Linked DNA regions of Mus musculus: region 2 is linked to region 1. The links are chromatin loops, found by intact Hi-C in ENCODE. Cell type or tissue: left cerebral cortex. All regions are shown on one strand.

Region 1 (8,000 bases):
AGCGGGCGCGCTGTCCTTCGGGGTCACCACGTGTGACCCTGGCACGCTGCGGCCCGCCGACCTGCCCTTCAGCCCCGAGGCCCTGGTGGACCGCAAGGAGTTCTGGGCGGTGTGTCGCGTGCCCGGGCCTCTGCACAGCGGCGACATCCTGGGCCTGGTGGTCAACGCGGACGGAGAGCTGCACCTGAGTCACAACGGCGCGGCGGCCGGCATGCAGCTGTGCGTGGATGCCTCGCAGCCCCTCTGGATGCTCTTCAGCCTGCATGGCGCCATCACGCAGGTCCGCATCCTCGGTGAGTTCCGGGTGCCATCCCCCAGTCCATGATGCTCTTTCTAGGCTTAGGTGAGTTCTGGGTAGGGTGGAAGCATCTGGTCCACGGATGTCGGGAAGAGAGGAATGAACTCAGAAGAACCCAAAAGACACACAAATTGGCCAGAGCCTTACACCCCAGAGGTTGTATTAAAGGGGCGAGGGCAGTGAACTTTCTGAGACTTGGTTTCCTCAGGGCTGCTTGTGGCTCTTAGGGAAAATAAGGTTAGCTGGTTGTGGTGGTGCATATCTGTTATCCTAGCGTTTAATAAGCAGAGGCAGGAGGATCTCTGCAAGTTCGAGGCTAACCTGGTCTGCATATTGAGTTTCAGGTCAGCCAGAGCTTCATTTCTGTCTCAAAACAGAAAAACAAACAAACAAACACCTCAAACACCGTATTAGTGTCTTCTTGGGCACCTGCATCAGAGTAGGGGACTCCCTGAGCAGGTGGCCTTCAGGAATTAGATTGCAGTGTTCTAGACCTTTCTTTTTAGGAAGACGCAGTTTGAAAGGATTAGAGGATGTGGGCTTGTATTAAGCCACACTCCGTGGCTTGTTCTATATATAGGATAGGTATCCCTCACTGTGACCAAGCACCTGAGGAGAGGGCAGCCGAAGGGAGGATGGGCTTTGATTGGCAAACCTAGTGAGGGGGCGGAGATGGCCAGAGTGTGAGGGCTAGTCACATTCAGTCATGCGCTGTGGCTGTCCGAGAGGTGTGTCTGCATGTGCTCCATTCTCAGTATTCCCTTTGGCAGTCCTTAGCGTGGGAAATCTGTCCTCGTCATGATGTCAGCCACAGCTAGGGTGGGTTTACCTTGCTGGGCATCTCTCACTAGCCTCACTGTAAACGAAGCTCCGGAGATCCTAATTCTGTAGCTGTAGGATAGGTTCTGGACCTCCGATTCTGTTGTTGTTTGTGTTTGCTTGCCTGATTTATTTGAGACAAGATCTGTCTACATAGCCCTGGCTGTCCTAGAACTCATTCTGTAGACCAGGCCAATTCTGCACGCGCGCACGCGCGCGCGCGCGCACACACACACACACACACACACACACACACACACACACACACGCGCGCGCGCGCGCCTGCAAATCTGAGCTGAAGTTAGTTAGAGAGAATTGGCTGCACTCATTGCTTCTTAGAGAAGGGAAATCACAGAGGCAAAGCCCGCTCCTACATCAGTACCACCTAATAATAGCTAAGTAGCTTTCCAGTAAGGCTTCTGCCATCTAAGGGTGTTTATGAGACTGGAGCAGGAAGGAATTAAAACAAAACAAACACAAGACTTTTTCTGTCCCAAGTACTAAGTGGGTCAAGGTGGATGTTAAGAAATACCACCCAGAACCCAGTGACTATTAATAGCTCCTGAGTTGTTTGGAGAATTGGGCATGTCTGTCAGCCAACAAAATGGTGTTGGGGAATCCTGACCCTAAGGGGAAAAGAAGCCAGGGGCAGCATGTGCAGGGTCACCGTTCCTCTTACAGTAAAGGCTTGGCTTTGTGAAAGTTCCCCATGAGCCAATAAGTAAGGGTCGTTTCCTGTATCCATGTGTACAGAACTCTATGTATTCACTGGTAGAATGAAACTACTTTCACTAAGACAACCAGGTCAGGGTTGCTTTATAGATGTTGTTCGGAAAAATGCTAGCCAGTGCAGTTGGGAAAGAAAAGTAACTTGACATCCGTTTCTGAAAAGATGGTAATTGATTTAAAATATTAATGTAGTAAGAGAAAAACTGTATGAACTGAGCATGCAATCCAACCTGTTTGGGAGGCTTTTGCCTGAGCTGCGGAGCAAGTTCAAAGCCAGCCTAGGCTACTTGGTTTTCAAGGCAAGGTTTCTCTGTATAGCCCTGGCTGTCCTAGAACTCACTCTGTAGATCAGGCTGGCCTCAAACCCATAGATCTGCCTGCCTCTGTCTCCTCTGAGTCCTGGGATAAAAGGTGTGCCTGGTTGTGAGATACTGTTTTAAAAAGTTAAATAAGGTATTGGGACATTGGTCAGTGACTGATAGCTTTCCTAACACAAGTGAAACCTGAGTCTAGTCTTCAGTGTGGAGGGGGAGAAGGAAGGGAGGAGAGGAGAGAGGAAAGACGCACCCTGTGAACATTCGTTGATCATTCTTAGAAATAATAACACTGACATGAGTTACAGCTAACAATGCACCTGCCTGTGTGCAGAACCTTCTCTCAGGGCCCATGGGAAAGTCACAGGCAAGTGACTTCTTGTTCTCAGCGAGCTCGTGGCTCTGCTAGAGAAACAGAGCTGGAGTTTCAGGCCAAGAAGAGGAAGTACTTTAGGCTGTGTGGCTGGGCATGGCGGGTCAATAACCATAGGTAGTGGAGTTTAGGGGAAGCCATGCTTCCCCAGAGACTATGTTTGAGGACAGCCTCAAGAGGCTCCTGGAGCAGTCAGCTCCTTGAGGACAAAGGCTCTGTCCCCAGTCTCATGCGTGCACAATGAGCCCCCAGGAAAGACTGGGAGGAAAACAGGAGGGAGAGAGAGAAGGCAAGGCTGCAAGACCAGAATGTAGGGACCAGGGTGCCTGGGTAGAGAAGGTGGGTGATTCCAAGGCACTGTGGTAGCGAGGGCAGGACTCTGACAAGAGACTGAGGTAGGAGGCATGGGCACGGGGGACTCCATTCTCTGAAGGCCAAAGGTACCTAGGGAAAGTTGGCTTGGAAATTGCGGGTGATATAGAACATGATACTACCTCCTGACCTATAGGTGGGCACAGAGCATGGGTCGGAGTTGAACCAGCCTGTGGGGTCCTGCCTCAGCCTGTGGCTGTCCTCTGGGCAGGTGTTGGAGCTCTCTGTGGGGGCAGGGACTGAAACTTTCTCCTTTAGGCTAATGGCAGTGTGGCCCATCCACTTTCTCAGGCTCCACCATCATGACTGAACGGGGTGGCCCATCTCTCCCCTGCTCACCTGCCTCCACTCCAACCTCACCCAGTGCCCTGGGCATCCGCCTCTCTGACCCCCTGCTCAGCACCTGCGGTTCTGGGCCCCTAGGTGGCTCTGCTGGAGGTGAGTACCAAGGCCCCCGTGGGTGGGTCAATGCGTCTCTCGAAATCCTATAGAGAGGGACGGTTGACAGAGCTCTCCAGATGTGTAGCTGTGGCTTTTTTTTTTTCTTTTTAAAGATTTATTTTAAACTCTGTGTGTGTGTGTGTGTGTGTGTGTGTGTGTGTGTGTGTCTGTGTCTGTGTGTGTGTATGTAAGTATAAATGCTCACGGAGCACAGAAGAGGGTATCTGATCTTCCAGGCGACTTCTTAAAGTGCATGTGGGGGATTCCAAGCGTTAGTGCAGTAGAACCACGCCTGGAAAGAATTAGAAAGTCCTTTCCTCCTTTCCTCTTTTCCTCTTTTCCTCCTTTCCTCTGACTGCTGCTCTGGCTCTGTCTGGGGCTGTGTGGCTACAGCTCCTTCCTTGGGCAGGAAGGTGGGTTGTCAGTGTGGAAAGGTGGCTTTGCGTAGTGGCAGAAGACATGAGCTGGGGTGGGGTGGGGGGGGCTTTTCTCTTGGGAGAAGGCCCCGTGCTGGGCTGGGTCCCATCCCCTTTTGATTGGTGCTCTTGCTCTCAGGGACAGCCCCCAACTCACCTGTGAGCCTGCCCGAGTCACCGGTGACCCCAGGTCTGGGCCAGTGGAGTGATGAATGCACCATTTGCTATGAACACGCAGTGGACACAGTCATCTACACGTGTGGCCACATGTGCCTGTGCTACTCCTGTGGCCTGCGCCTCAAGAAGGCCCTGCACGCCTGCTGCCCCATCTGCCGTCGCCCCATCAAGGACATCATCAAGACCTACCGCAGCTCCTAGCCCACTGCAGAGCCCCACCTGCACGCCCACTTCTGCAGACTGCAGCCCAGCCAGCACCAGCTGAGGGCAAAGCCAACAGGGTCCCTTCCTTCTACAGTTTGCAAACTCTTCCTCCTTTTCCATTAAACGTGGGAAACCAAGGTCCCTGGAGGATTGGGCTGAAAGAGTTTCAGGCAGGGAGATGAGGGCACAAGCAGTGAGGGGAGGAGGGTACCCCATATCTCTCTCCTCTTTACCCAGATTTCTGCATGCTGAGTGGCTGGTTGCCATCCCTCGAGATCTCGGCAGATCTCTAGGTTGTGCAGCCCGGCAGCCCGTGCGGCATCTTGGAGAGAGTTAGCAGACATGTAGCTTCCCCCCCGGCAGCTGGGGAGGAGGCCAGTGGACCTTCTCCCACCCTGGGCAGCTGCAAACTGCATGCCATGTTTCTTTCTCCTTACCCAAGGCAGGGAAACAGACAGGCTGCAGACTACAGGTCCGAGGTCCTTGACCTTGGGCCAACCTGCCATGTTCAGGATCTCCCGTTTGCCATGACTTTCGCCAATCATCTCACTGGTGCCGTTTCCCAGGGTGCCCTTCAGTGTAGGCTGATGTGAGCCTTTCTGTTGTCAGGGTCTCAAAAGAGCAGGTCCACAGCCACACTTAAGGCCTGTCCTCCCTCATCTCAGTGCCAGTCTTGGCCTGGGCTGATTTGCCATTGTGTGCCCAGGAGGGACAGGAACCCTCAGTGGGGTGGGGTCTCCCTGGCCTATGGACAGCCCTTTTCCTTAATTTATTTATTTGCTTTATGGGTTATGTTCCAACCTGGGGTCTCCTGAAATGCTACTGTTGCAGGGTTGCCAGGTGAAGGGAAGCAAGGAGTAGCCACTTGGAATCTATCCCCAATACAAGGCTCATGGCAGTCCTGCTAACCCCGAGGAAGAATTCCAGGCTGGAGGCCTCCCAAGAAGTGGATAAGCCTCTCTTATGTGGGAAGTGCCCACTTCCACCTGTGTGCCCTTCCTCCCTGGATGGGAGCCCTGTTACTGTGGCTGGTTCCAGGACATCCGTCTCTATAGAGACATCAGAAGTTCTGGAAAGTTGTCAACATGTGGGTCAGGGACCAGAATGGAGACGCTTGTTAGAGGAGGGAAGATAGACCCTGAAAGCCAGCCTCTGGTCCTGCTAAGGGGGTGCCCCTTACTTATGGGCTGTGGCCCCTGTATTCCTACCTGCCTTTTTTAGGGTTACTGTGGCGTCTTAGCCTAGGCTTTCCCAGCCTTTCAGTCCTTGGCCCTCATATGGCTGGTTTTATATCCTCAGAGGCGGCTTTTGCCTTGAAAGGCAGGGTCTTGGTCTCTGTCCTGGCCACTGGCCAGTCATGTGGCTCTAGCCACAGCCCTCTGCCCCTAAAACTCCAGCTTCCCCTGGGTAAAAGTTTGGGGGTGGAATACTTTCCGTGTATTTCCTGGGAGTTCTTCTCAGGTGTCTCTGAGGAGGAATGTACTGGGGAGGTGTTGAGAATGGATGCCAGGGTGGGCCTTTGCCTGCACTGGGGAATCTGGGCCACCCTCAGTCTTGCTTCTCCAGTCACTGGCCCTGGTAGATGCCTTCAGGCTGGAGCTGGTAAGTTGCCCCATCTAGCTGGGGCTTATCCTAGAGATGGAGCAAGGTCCTAGTACAGAGCTGTGTGGCTGGAGTTGGGAAAAGAAGCCATTGTCCATTCTGCTAGTTCAGAGGTAGCACTGCCTCCCTTGTGAACTGGGCCACTGTGTTTGTGAATAAAGGTGATTTCGTACCAGCCTGAGGGCTGTGCTGTGCGTCTGGGGGTTGGGGGGGGGGAGCCAGTGTTTGAGCACACCTGAGGGTAGACCCCTAAGCCCCAAAGGCCTGTAACAGAGAAGCTGCCCTCGGAGCATGGCATGGGGCTCACACAGTGGGGTCCACAATACCAGGCGAGCCTTTTAAGTCGAGAAGCTGCTGCAGGCCTTCGGTGGGTGGGAGGGGGAGGTGGGGGAGGGGAGAACAATCAGGAAGGGCACCAAGCAAGGGACAGTACACTCACTCCTGCTATGCTGTTTCCTCTCAGGCTAGAGATCCTGTGAGGTGAGTATCGCCACCTAGAGACTACTAGGAGAATGACAGGCCAACCCTGTGGCTGGGGTCAGAAAGAGGTAGGCTGGGCCCAAGGTTAGAACTGTGCACATTTACCGTGGCCAGGCCTCAGAGACCTGTGGGATGCCTACCTACACCCTTTCCTGGGAGGAGGTTTTGGCCACCCAGTCTTAGCCTGCCTTTGAACTCAGGTCCATGTTTTCCTGCTTACTAGAGACTAACACAACTAGCTAAGGCCCCAGGGTCCAGCTTTGGCTACTCCCAGAAAGCTGCCTGAGTGTGGAAAGCTCCGGTGGGAACTGACCCCCTCCTCCCCCACCCCATCCCACGCTCAGTTCTCGAGTTGGCAGCTGTTTGAGCGAGTGGGGCTTTTGCTAGTCAACTGAATGGATCCTCCGGTGTCAGAGAGAATCGCGTGCTTCTGTTCAGTTAAAAAGGCCAAAAACTTTATTTAGTCTTTAGGGAAATACAAGATGCCTGTAAACACGAACAAAATAGGAAACAAAACAATCCAAATGTTGAAGTCTAGAAGCATGCCAAGACAGGTCATTTCTACAGATCAAAGAGTCCCACCAAAGTGATAAAGGACACCTGGAAAGGGGCAGGTCAAGGGGGCTGGGTCCCTCCCCCGGTGACACTGTGTTTGTGATGAGGCTTATAAAAAAGAATCCACTATTAGAATTATGAGAAACATGGAGATAGGTTAGCACCACCGAGGATCCTGGAGATATGTTAGCACTTGCACGGACCCCCCTACTGCATCCAATGTCCTTGTCTCCGTTCCTCTGCTGAGGTGGGGAGCGGAGGGGAGAAACTGGGGGAAGGGCTCCTGCTGACCACAGTAGGCTGGCCGGGGATGAGTGGACACTAGGAAATCCCTGTGATTTAGGAGTCCCAGTGACATCCACCGGCTCGTTCTCATCACACGGTAGCAGTAGCTGCTCACTTCTGCCTTCCAAGTTACCTTCCAGGCCTCTCAGTAACTGGTAGGGACACCCATGTCCTCTGTTGCAGGAGACAAGTTGTAAATCTAAGGATGGCAACTGTGTACCCTTTGAAGTAAACTCAGAAGCAGTGTGCCTCAGTAGATGCACATGCAGGAGGGTGGTGCACTCGCCTGGCCGGACTGGCAGGCAGGAGGCAGACTCAGCAATCAGAACCGTAGGTTCTATTGGAGCCTTGGGAATAAATGTCCCAATGAGGTCACCTGCCTCCCAGATAGGCCTGGGCTTTAGGGTCTAGTATGGAGGTGTTGGGTCCCTACGGTGTGGCCTATTATGGTCAGTGGTGTCTATTTTGTATGGTTTGACAGGCTAGCTCTGCATGGGACAAAATGCACTGGGCAAAAACTATGGGGAATCCGGGATGGGACTGGGCCCGCAGACCCAAAGATTGGCGTATGACTTGCAGCACCTCTTCCTTAAGACAATGATACTGGAAGCCCGGATGGGGCCCAGTGAACAAGTTTTCTCTGGCTGGACTCTTGGCTGGTGAGAGCAAAAATCCCTGGAAACCTCTCGTTTTCAACCTCCAAGAACTGACTCCTTTCCTGTTCCAAACTCTCTCTCTCTCAGCCTTCCCACACCTACCTAAAAGACATCTCTGGAAGCTTCCACCCCGTGCAAGGACGGTAAGCGCCAGTAACTCCAAACATGCGCACTCCTCTTGCCAACATGCCTCCCACTAGCTTTCCCACATGCCAGACACGTCTGTTTGCACTAACATGACTCTCTCACACTTCCAAAGACACAGCCAACTGTCCAGAA
Region 2 (8,000 bases), 140 kb before region 1:
GATGCCAGTTCAGAGGGATTCAGAGACAGTTGATGACAAAGGAGAGGAGAAAGAGGAGGAGGAGGAGGAGGAGGAGAAGGAAGAAGAGAACTTGACTGTGAAGTCTAAGAAAAGGCATAGCCTGGCTATTGGGGACAAAGTCACTGGGACCATTAAGGCTGTGAAGGCCACACATGTTGTTGTAACCCTAGCTGATGGCTTTGTTGGCTGTATCCATGCCTCCCGCATCTTAGATGATGTCCCAGTGGGCACCTCGCCTACGACCACACTGAAAGCCGGGAAGAAAGTCACTGCGAGAGTGATCGGTGGGCGAGATGTGAAGACATCTAAGTATGAGGTTTGGGGAGATGGGACTGGCTTTGAGGGGACTGTGGCAATTATGGGAAGAATGGGAACATAGGCAGAGATTGCATGTAAATAATATTTTCTCTTAGTTAACTAAAAGGCAATCAGTCAGGATCCTTTAGCATATATATATTTTTAAAAATACTATATAGCAATTAAAGGGTGGATTTACACTTCGACCTGGCTCTGAATTTCAGATTACCTGCCGAGTCATTTCTGTAATTTGTAAAGTGAGAATAATGGCGTAGTCTACCTTGGAAGGCCATTGGGGAAACCGATGAAGTGCATGCGTGTGCTGCCTGCATACAGTATATATCAGCAGTTCTCATAGGGCCTCCTTCATAGCACTTCTTTTATTTGTATTACTTGTGTGTGAGCGCTCACATGCATTCACAGGCACACACATACTCGGTCTGGCCCATGCATGGCAGTTATGGCAGGCAGTTAGAAGACAGCTTTTCTCTCCTGCCACCTTGTGTGATCTGAGGAGTGACCTTAGGTGGGTAGCCTGCACACAAGCCATCTTAATGGCCCCTTACTCTAAATTGTATCATATTAGATTTCTTGCTATAACAAGAAGAGTTCAAAATCTGGCCTATGGATAGCATATTAATTTCAAGCATTAAGCATAGGATCTCTAGTAAGTCAAGTCTTTTCAGTACCTGGTATGATTGATAGTCCTTAAAGACCCTCCATGGACCTTTGTCAGCCTAGTCTGGTGTGAGGTGGGTGGTAATCAACTTGAGTTAAGGTGGAGCAGAAAGAGGTTGTTATCTGGGATCATCGGTTAACACTAAGAAGTGATTTGATTTCTTTCTCTTTAGGTTTCTCCCAATAAGTCACCCCAGATTTGTTCTGACCATCCTGGAGCTGAGTGTTCGGCCAAGGTGAGGGGAAACCTAGCAATGGGCCTTTCATACCTAGAGGTATGAAAGTTGAAGTCGGCATAGGGCAGTGGTTCTCAGCCTCTGGGTCATGACACTTTGGGGCGGGCGGGCGGGCGGGGGGGGGGGGGCGGTCAAATAACTCTTTCACAGGGGTCATCTAGGACCATTATGAGCATTATGAGGTAGCAATGAAAATAATTTTAGGATTCCACAGCATGAGGAACTATATTAAAGGGTTGAAAATCATAGAGGCTCATACCCGAAATCCTAGCACTTGAGAGGCTAAGGCAGGAAGATTGCCGTAAATTGAACCCCAGGCCAGGCTGTAGAATAGAATGTCAACACTGTTTGCAGGTGTGCTAGTGTTTAACAAAAGGAACCTTTCTGTCTCAGCCCAGTTTTCTAGAACTCAGTAATTCCTGAAATAAGTAGGTATCCAAGAATACATATGCTTTCAGCGTGTGTAGCTTGAATGCATGGTGACAGCTGAGGTGACAGCTGAGGCAGAACTGTAGGTTATCTGGTGAGTTCTGCAGAGTAACACTGTAAGAGACTGACTGGTCCCCACAGTGAGTTCTCCTGTTCTCATATGGTAACCATTTTGACCCTGCTCCTTTCTGTTTCCTCCACAAAAGACTCCAACGTTTCGGGGTTTAGGGTCATCATCAGTAAACCATGCTGACACGTGACTATAAGAATGCCATGTAGGGGCAGCCTGAGGTCTGGCAGGTTGGCATTCTCATAGCAGGAGATGTCACGGAAAGACTTGGAATAACTTTGCAGCAGTGTCTGGTCGGCAGCCTAAGGGATCCGTTTCTGGGGAGGCTTGTGCCTGCCATGGGGCTATTTCTATTTCTGGGATGTTGAGTTCTAGTTGCTAGCCGAGTTTTGTTTTTTGTTTTTAAGATTTATTTATTGTTATATGTAAGTACACTGTAGCTGTCTTCAGACACACCAGAAGAGGGCATCAGATTCTATTATGGATGGTTTTGAGCCACCATGTGGGTGCTGGGAATTGAACTTAGGACCTTCAGAAGAGCAATCAGTGCCCTTAACCACTGAGCCATCCCTCCAGCCCAGCTAGCCGTGTTTTTGAAACTTCAGATTCAGCACATTAATTTTAGATTATTAGTATATTTGGTACATAGACCATATATCATTTTTTTCTTTACTGTACTTTCCTTAGTTTTACAGGTTGTTGGGGGTTTTTTTTGTTTGTTTGTTTTTTGCTTTTTAAATATTTATGTAGTCTACATTCTTGGTGAAAATGAAGCCCATGCCTGTGACTCTAGTGCAGTGTCTTTCCCTTTGCACTGGAAGGTCGTATCTTTTAGTTAGCAACCTTTTTTTATTTTTCTTCCCCTCCTTCAGTATTTTGAGATAGGGTTTCTCTGTGTAGCCTTAGCTGGTCTAGAACTCACACTGTAGACCAGACTGTCCTTGAATAAAGAACTCAGAGATCTAGCTGCTACTGCCTCCCAAGTGCCAGGATTAAAGGTACTGTGCCTGCCACTGCCTGGCTTAATATATTTTTCTGTTTTCTTTCGTTTTAAGTCTGGCTTTTATTAATGTTTTCTCTGCTTTTGCCCTCTGTGAGCTTTCTGTGTGTGGCAGGACTGGGGTAAAGTTTGTTGCATTTAAAAATATGTTTCGAATGGATGGTTGTTGCACAGTGGCAGACTTCTTATCTAGGGCATGCAAGAGCACCGCTGAAAAGAAATTTGGAAGGATATCTGCGTCAGTTTAAATAGTAGCCATTTAATCCTCTCATTCTCCAAGAGTGGTTTACATTTGGGCTTGCTTCTGATCTTCATAAAAATCGCAGAAAACGTCTTACGGTGCCACAGCAAACAACATTGAACTCACTCCCCTGTGCTCGCGTGTGGAATTTCTCTTGTGTGGAATTTCTGAGTCAGAATAGTTTCTCCAGTCACTAGCACATACAGCCATATTTTGCATTTTTAACAGCACCACTGTACCAGTGTGTGGATGAGTCTTGTTTTAGAAACCATCTGAGTGAGTAAGTTGGGCTAGCAAGTCTTCCTTTCTTACAATTTTTTTTATTTAGTCATTTGTGGATTGACAACTTTCAGACCACATGTTCTTGCATGTCTGAAAATAAGTAGATAATGGCAGTTTAGCAGAGGCTTTGAGTTAAGCTCTGACTTCAGCTCCTGCCTCGGTAGCAGACAGTCAAGTTACTATCTACGCTTAATTCACACATGAGGTTGTTTGTAAGAACATTTCTGCAAACCAAAGCAATAGCTAAAGTAAAGAATGAAAACAATTTGTTTGTTTGCTTGCTTGTTTGTTTTTGAGACAAGGTTTCTCTGTGCCCTGGCTGTCCTCAAATGAACTTACTCTGTTGGCCAGGCTGGCCTTGAACTCCCGTAGATCCACCTGTCTGTGCCTCTCGAGTACTGGCATTAAAGGCATGCACCACCACATCCAGCCCAAACTATGTGTGTGAAACATGAAGCAGTTTGCCCTTAGTTTAGTCACAGATTAATGACTCAGAAGAGATGATTGGTCCCAGATTGATCATTGAGAAGATTCTCCTTTAACGAGTGAGATTGTCCATGAGAGTAAAAATAGCTGAGTCCCTCATGGCCACTTGAGGGAGGTCTTTGAAGTTAGAGTGTCCCAGTGGTTGGCTTACTCTGTTGTGATTTTTTTCAGTGAGTTGAAGGGTAGCTACAGTGCTCTTAATACTCACTCTGAGAGCCCCGTGGAGAAGATCAGGCAGTACCAGGCTGGGCAGACTGTGACCTGCTTCTTCAAGAAGGTGAGTAGTTACTGCCCTCACTGTAGGCTTGACCCTCCTTCAGAGCTCTCAGAGCAAGCTGGGCAAAACTGGAGTCAGAGCCTCTGCACTGGGCATTCGGAGTCTGTCCTTACTGCCATGTAGGGCTGTGGGTGGTGATACCTGGCCTCTGCCCTGAAAAACCTGTCTCTAGGTGAGCTGAAAATAAGGGAGTGGTGGCGGGGAGCAGACATGTGTGCCTCCACTAGTCTCCCTTCTATGCCTTCTTGCCTCTGGTCACTGACTCCAACGAGCTATCTTTCCAACCTTTGAGGATATATCTGTTCATCTGAAAGTCTGAACTGAGTAAACACCAAAAATGTAATACAGAGTTGGAGGCATGGCTTGGCAGTTAAGAGCATTTGCTTTTCCAGAGGACCCAGGTTCAGTTCCCAGCTCCCACCTGATTGCTTACAACTGTCTGTTAACTCCAGTTCTGGATGTCCATTCAGCATCCTTTTCTAACCTCCCCGAGCACCAGGCATGCACATGCTACACATACATACATGCAGGCAAAACACTCACACAGAAAATAAAAAATAAACAAATCTTTAAAACTATGTAATATAGAAGAAAAGGTTTAAAGGACCAAAAATATCAAAGACCATTAGAAAGGCAGCATGGAAGTTTCGGGATAAGTACAGACAATGCAATGTCTCAACCAGCAATGCATTGGTTGAGACTGAGTAGACAGGTTGGTATGGTGGCCGCCAGAGCCCAAACTCTGACAATAGGCAAAGTGACCATGTTGATGGCCTGAGTGGTTAAGTCAGAAGATGCAATATTAACCTAGGGGTCTCTGCGTTTATGGATGGACAAATTAAAGCACCATTTGAGACAGTAGATGGCTGACTGCAGCTGTCTAGTGGGAGATGTGGTGAGCAGCAGCGGACCTGTCCTCAGCATAGAGCTGCTGCAGGGCCAGACTGCTCCCTGGGCACAGGCATGGCCGTGGCTGAGCAGGATGAGCTGTCTCAGGGCTGACTTACCCTCCACGGTTTCCCTTTGACATGCATGCTGTGTGCTGCACAGTGACTGCTTCCTAGCCCTCTCCAGATGCATTAGGAAAAGCCAGTCTTTCTCTCCTGTTTGGGATTTTTGGTCTGGTTTGGTTTTGGTTTTATTTTGTTTTTTTGAGACAGGGTTCTACACCTTGGCTGGTCTATAACTCACTATATAGACCAGGCTGGCCTTGAACTCAGAGATACCCCTGCTTGCCTCCCAAGTGCAAGTATTAAAATCATACCTGGCATGAAATCTTTCACTGTCAGAGTCTCTTCCATAATCTTCCTGGCATGCCAGTGATGTTTATCCTTTTAGTCGCCTGGGACATTTATAATCTCAGAAATTTAACACAGCATACGAGGTTGTTCATGATCTGTTTGCACATTTCATATTCCAGTCACCATGACAACCATCTTTGGTTTTCCTCCTATCTGTATCATGCTGATTCCTGTGCCTGGTTTGTCTGTTTTCCTTCTGCCTAGTGCCCTTTTAAGAGTCAGCATCTAGGGGCTAGAGAAATGGCTCAGCAGTTAGAAGCACCATCTGCTCATCAGAGGTCCTAAGTTCAGTTCCCAGCAACCACATGGTGGCTCACAACCATCTATACTGGGAGCTGATGCTATCCTTTGGCATGCAAATGTACGTGCAGATTGAGCACTCATATACATTAAATAAATAAACAAACAAACAAATCTTTTTTTTATAAAAAGTCCCAGCACTTGGGAGGCAGAGGCAGGCGAATTTCTGAGATTGAGGCTAGCCTGGTCTACAGAGTAAGTTCCAGGACAGCCAGGGCTACACAGAGAAACCCTGTCTCAAAAAACCAAAAAAAAAAAAAAAGTCAGCATCTGCCCTCTCATGTGCTTGTTGGTAGCCAGTATATCCCTGCAGCATGCAGCACTTCTGTATGCTGTGCGACACTATTTAATTATGTATGAATTGATTGAAGCTATGAGATGTGGAGGTGGGCGGCGCCTCAGGATGGATTCCTGTCCCTTGGAGAAATGAGGGGTTTTGACCTTTTCATCCGTGTTTTCAGTGTTCCCAAGAGAGTGCATTTTAGTTCTGGGCCAGCCAAGGGTGCTCTTACATCTGCCCTGTCCCCCACAGTACAACGTGATGAAGAAGTGGCTTGAAGTGGACATCGGACCGGACATCCGAGGGAGAATTCCCTTGTTGCTCACTTCCCTCAGCTTCAAGGTCAGTGTCTGGAGAAAAGATTCAAGAGTTTACATGGGCTATATGGGGTACCTGAGTAAGTACGGGGTCTGATGGGTTAGGAGGCAGAGACTTAAATGTTTTATTTTTGGATAAATGACAAACCTTTATGGGAACATTAGAACTTTTTTTTTTTTAAATCCTTTCAGGTTCTGAAACACCCAGACAAGAAGTTCCAGGTTGGGCAGGCCATCGAGGCCACCGTTGTTGACCCAGACGTCCCCAGGGCTTTCTTATGTCTGTCACTCATAGGTGTGGAAAGACACGGTACCTGGTCAGAGAGAGGCTGGGGTGGGAGGCTTCAGTTACCACCAGGATTAGAGACCTTCAGTGTCAGGAAGCCAGGACAGAGCGTTCTGGGAGACAGTGTATTTGTTTGGTTTTGGTTTGCTCTTGGGCTTTGTTCTCTGGCTTGTGTGACTCTATCGCTCTCTTAGGTCTCCTTTTTCTAAACTTGGTTTTCTCCGGTCCTTTGGAAGGGATTATCTGTCTCATGGTCGTGGGTTCAAGCTGTGATGAGCCTACTCAAGTCTGGGTGCACCTCTGGGTTGGCAGGCCATAGTCGGCCAGACTGCCAGGAGCTCTGTCTCCACTTCCCACCAGGACCTTACAGACTTGAAGAAGGTGAAGTGGCCATGGGCCGAGTGATGAAGGTTGTACCCAACAGGGGACTGACCGTCTCCTTCCCTTTTGGGAAGATAGGGAAAGTCAGTATGTTTCACCTGAGCGACTCGTACTCCGAGGCACCCCTGGAGGACTTCTGCCCCCAGAAGATTGTCAGGTGAGCCAGAGAGTTCTTCTTTGCCTAAGTATGAAATTGGTGGGATTTTCTTTTAACTGAATGTGATATGGGTGTGTGTGTGTGTGTGTGTGTGTGTGTGTGTGTGTATGTGTGTGTGTGTGTGTGTGTGTGTGTGTGTGTGTGTGTGTGTGTGTGTGTGTGTGATTTTAGTCTTCCCCCCAACCCTGAAAAACTTAACAGTTTACATAGTTAAAATTGCTACTAAGTTGAACTGCCAAAGCCTTTTCACTGGAACGTCCTGTGTGTGTTAATTTCACCACAGATGGAAATGGAAAAGCTCTAATCCCTGATCTCTGTGCCTGTGCTCCTGCCATCGCATACTTAGGTGCCTTCTCACTCCATAGGGGAAAATATCACTAGCTTTAGAACTACTGATGGCAGGAAGAGAGAGGAAAACAACATGGAAGATGCGTGCTTCTGTGCATCACAGGATGTGTGTGTAGGTCAGAGGACGTGTGTGGGAACTGGTCTCTACTTCCGTCTTGTGGTCTTGGGGCCTGACTTCTTCCACCTGTACCCTTCAGACCACTGAGTCACCTCTCTGGCCCCCAGAGCTGATTCTCAAGCATATTCTTCATGCATGCAAAATGCTGGCTAGGTATCTTTTGACATGAATATTGATAGTTGTGTGTGGATAGTGTCCAAGGTGATGTCTTGCAGAAAGCCAGTCAGATAGGCCTAACTTGCTTCCTCTGAATAAAGATGTTATTTACTTGGTCTACTGTCACATAGTGTATCCATTGTTTCTGTGACGATGCACTTTCTTCACTCTGCCGATAGAGGGTGCACTCTTGCAAGCATCTGTAGTGGCTAGTTTCTCCTGTGTGTGAATTTGTCAGCTTTACAGGAACCAAGGCATAGAGTCCTCTGTACTTTCCCGTTTTCTCCTTGAGCTGGAGCCCAAGAGCCAGGGGTGGGAGAGCAGCCGGGGCACAGCTTC

What was found. A loop is a pair of places that touch in the nucleus more often than their neighbours do. Peaks named below come from ENCODE experiments on the same cell type or tissue, not always from the same donor. Only the 100,000 strongest peaks of a DNase experiment are listed, where the experiment ranks them.
Region 2: a loop joins it to region 1, with 7 times the contacts of the local background. A loop is called at or near these places in 3 of 42 quality-filtered maps.

Annotation. Positions count from the first base shown.
Region 1 is chr19:47,253,516-47,261,515 of GRCm38, forward strand. Neurl1a (neuralized E3 ubiquitin protein ligase 1A) reads left to right here. Exons shown (of 6, transcript NM_021360.4): 4 at 1-293; 5 at 3,197-3,343; 6 at 3,902-5,926. The coding sequence ends at 4,140. Sh3pxd2a (SH3 and PX domains 2A) reads right to left here. Exons shown (of 15, transcript NM_008018.4): 15 at 6,659-8,000. Among named protein-coding and RNA genes, the nearest start is that of Mir6995, 16 kb to the right of the region's middle. In left cerebral cortex, a CTCF peak has its summit at 6,268; DNase peaks (open chromatin) are centred at 6,302 and 7,868.
Region 2 is chr19:47,113,386-47,121,385 of GRCm38, forward strand. Pdcd11 (programmed cell death 11) reads left to right here. Exons shown (of 36, transcript NM_011053.2): 20 at 1-330; 21 at 1,170-1,232; 22 at 3,912-4,017; 23 at 6,151-6,240; 24 at 6,408-6,510; 25 at 6,862-7,039. Among named protein-coding and RNA genes, the nearest start is that of Calhm2, 21 kb to the right of the region's middle. In left cerebral cortex, a CTCF peak has its summit at 7,836; DNase peaks (open chromatin) are centred at 3,191, 5,453 and 7,846.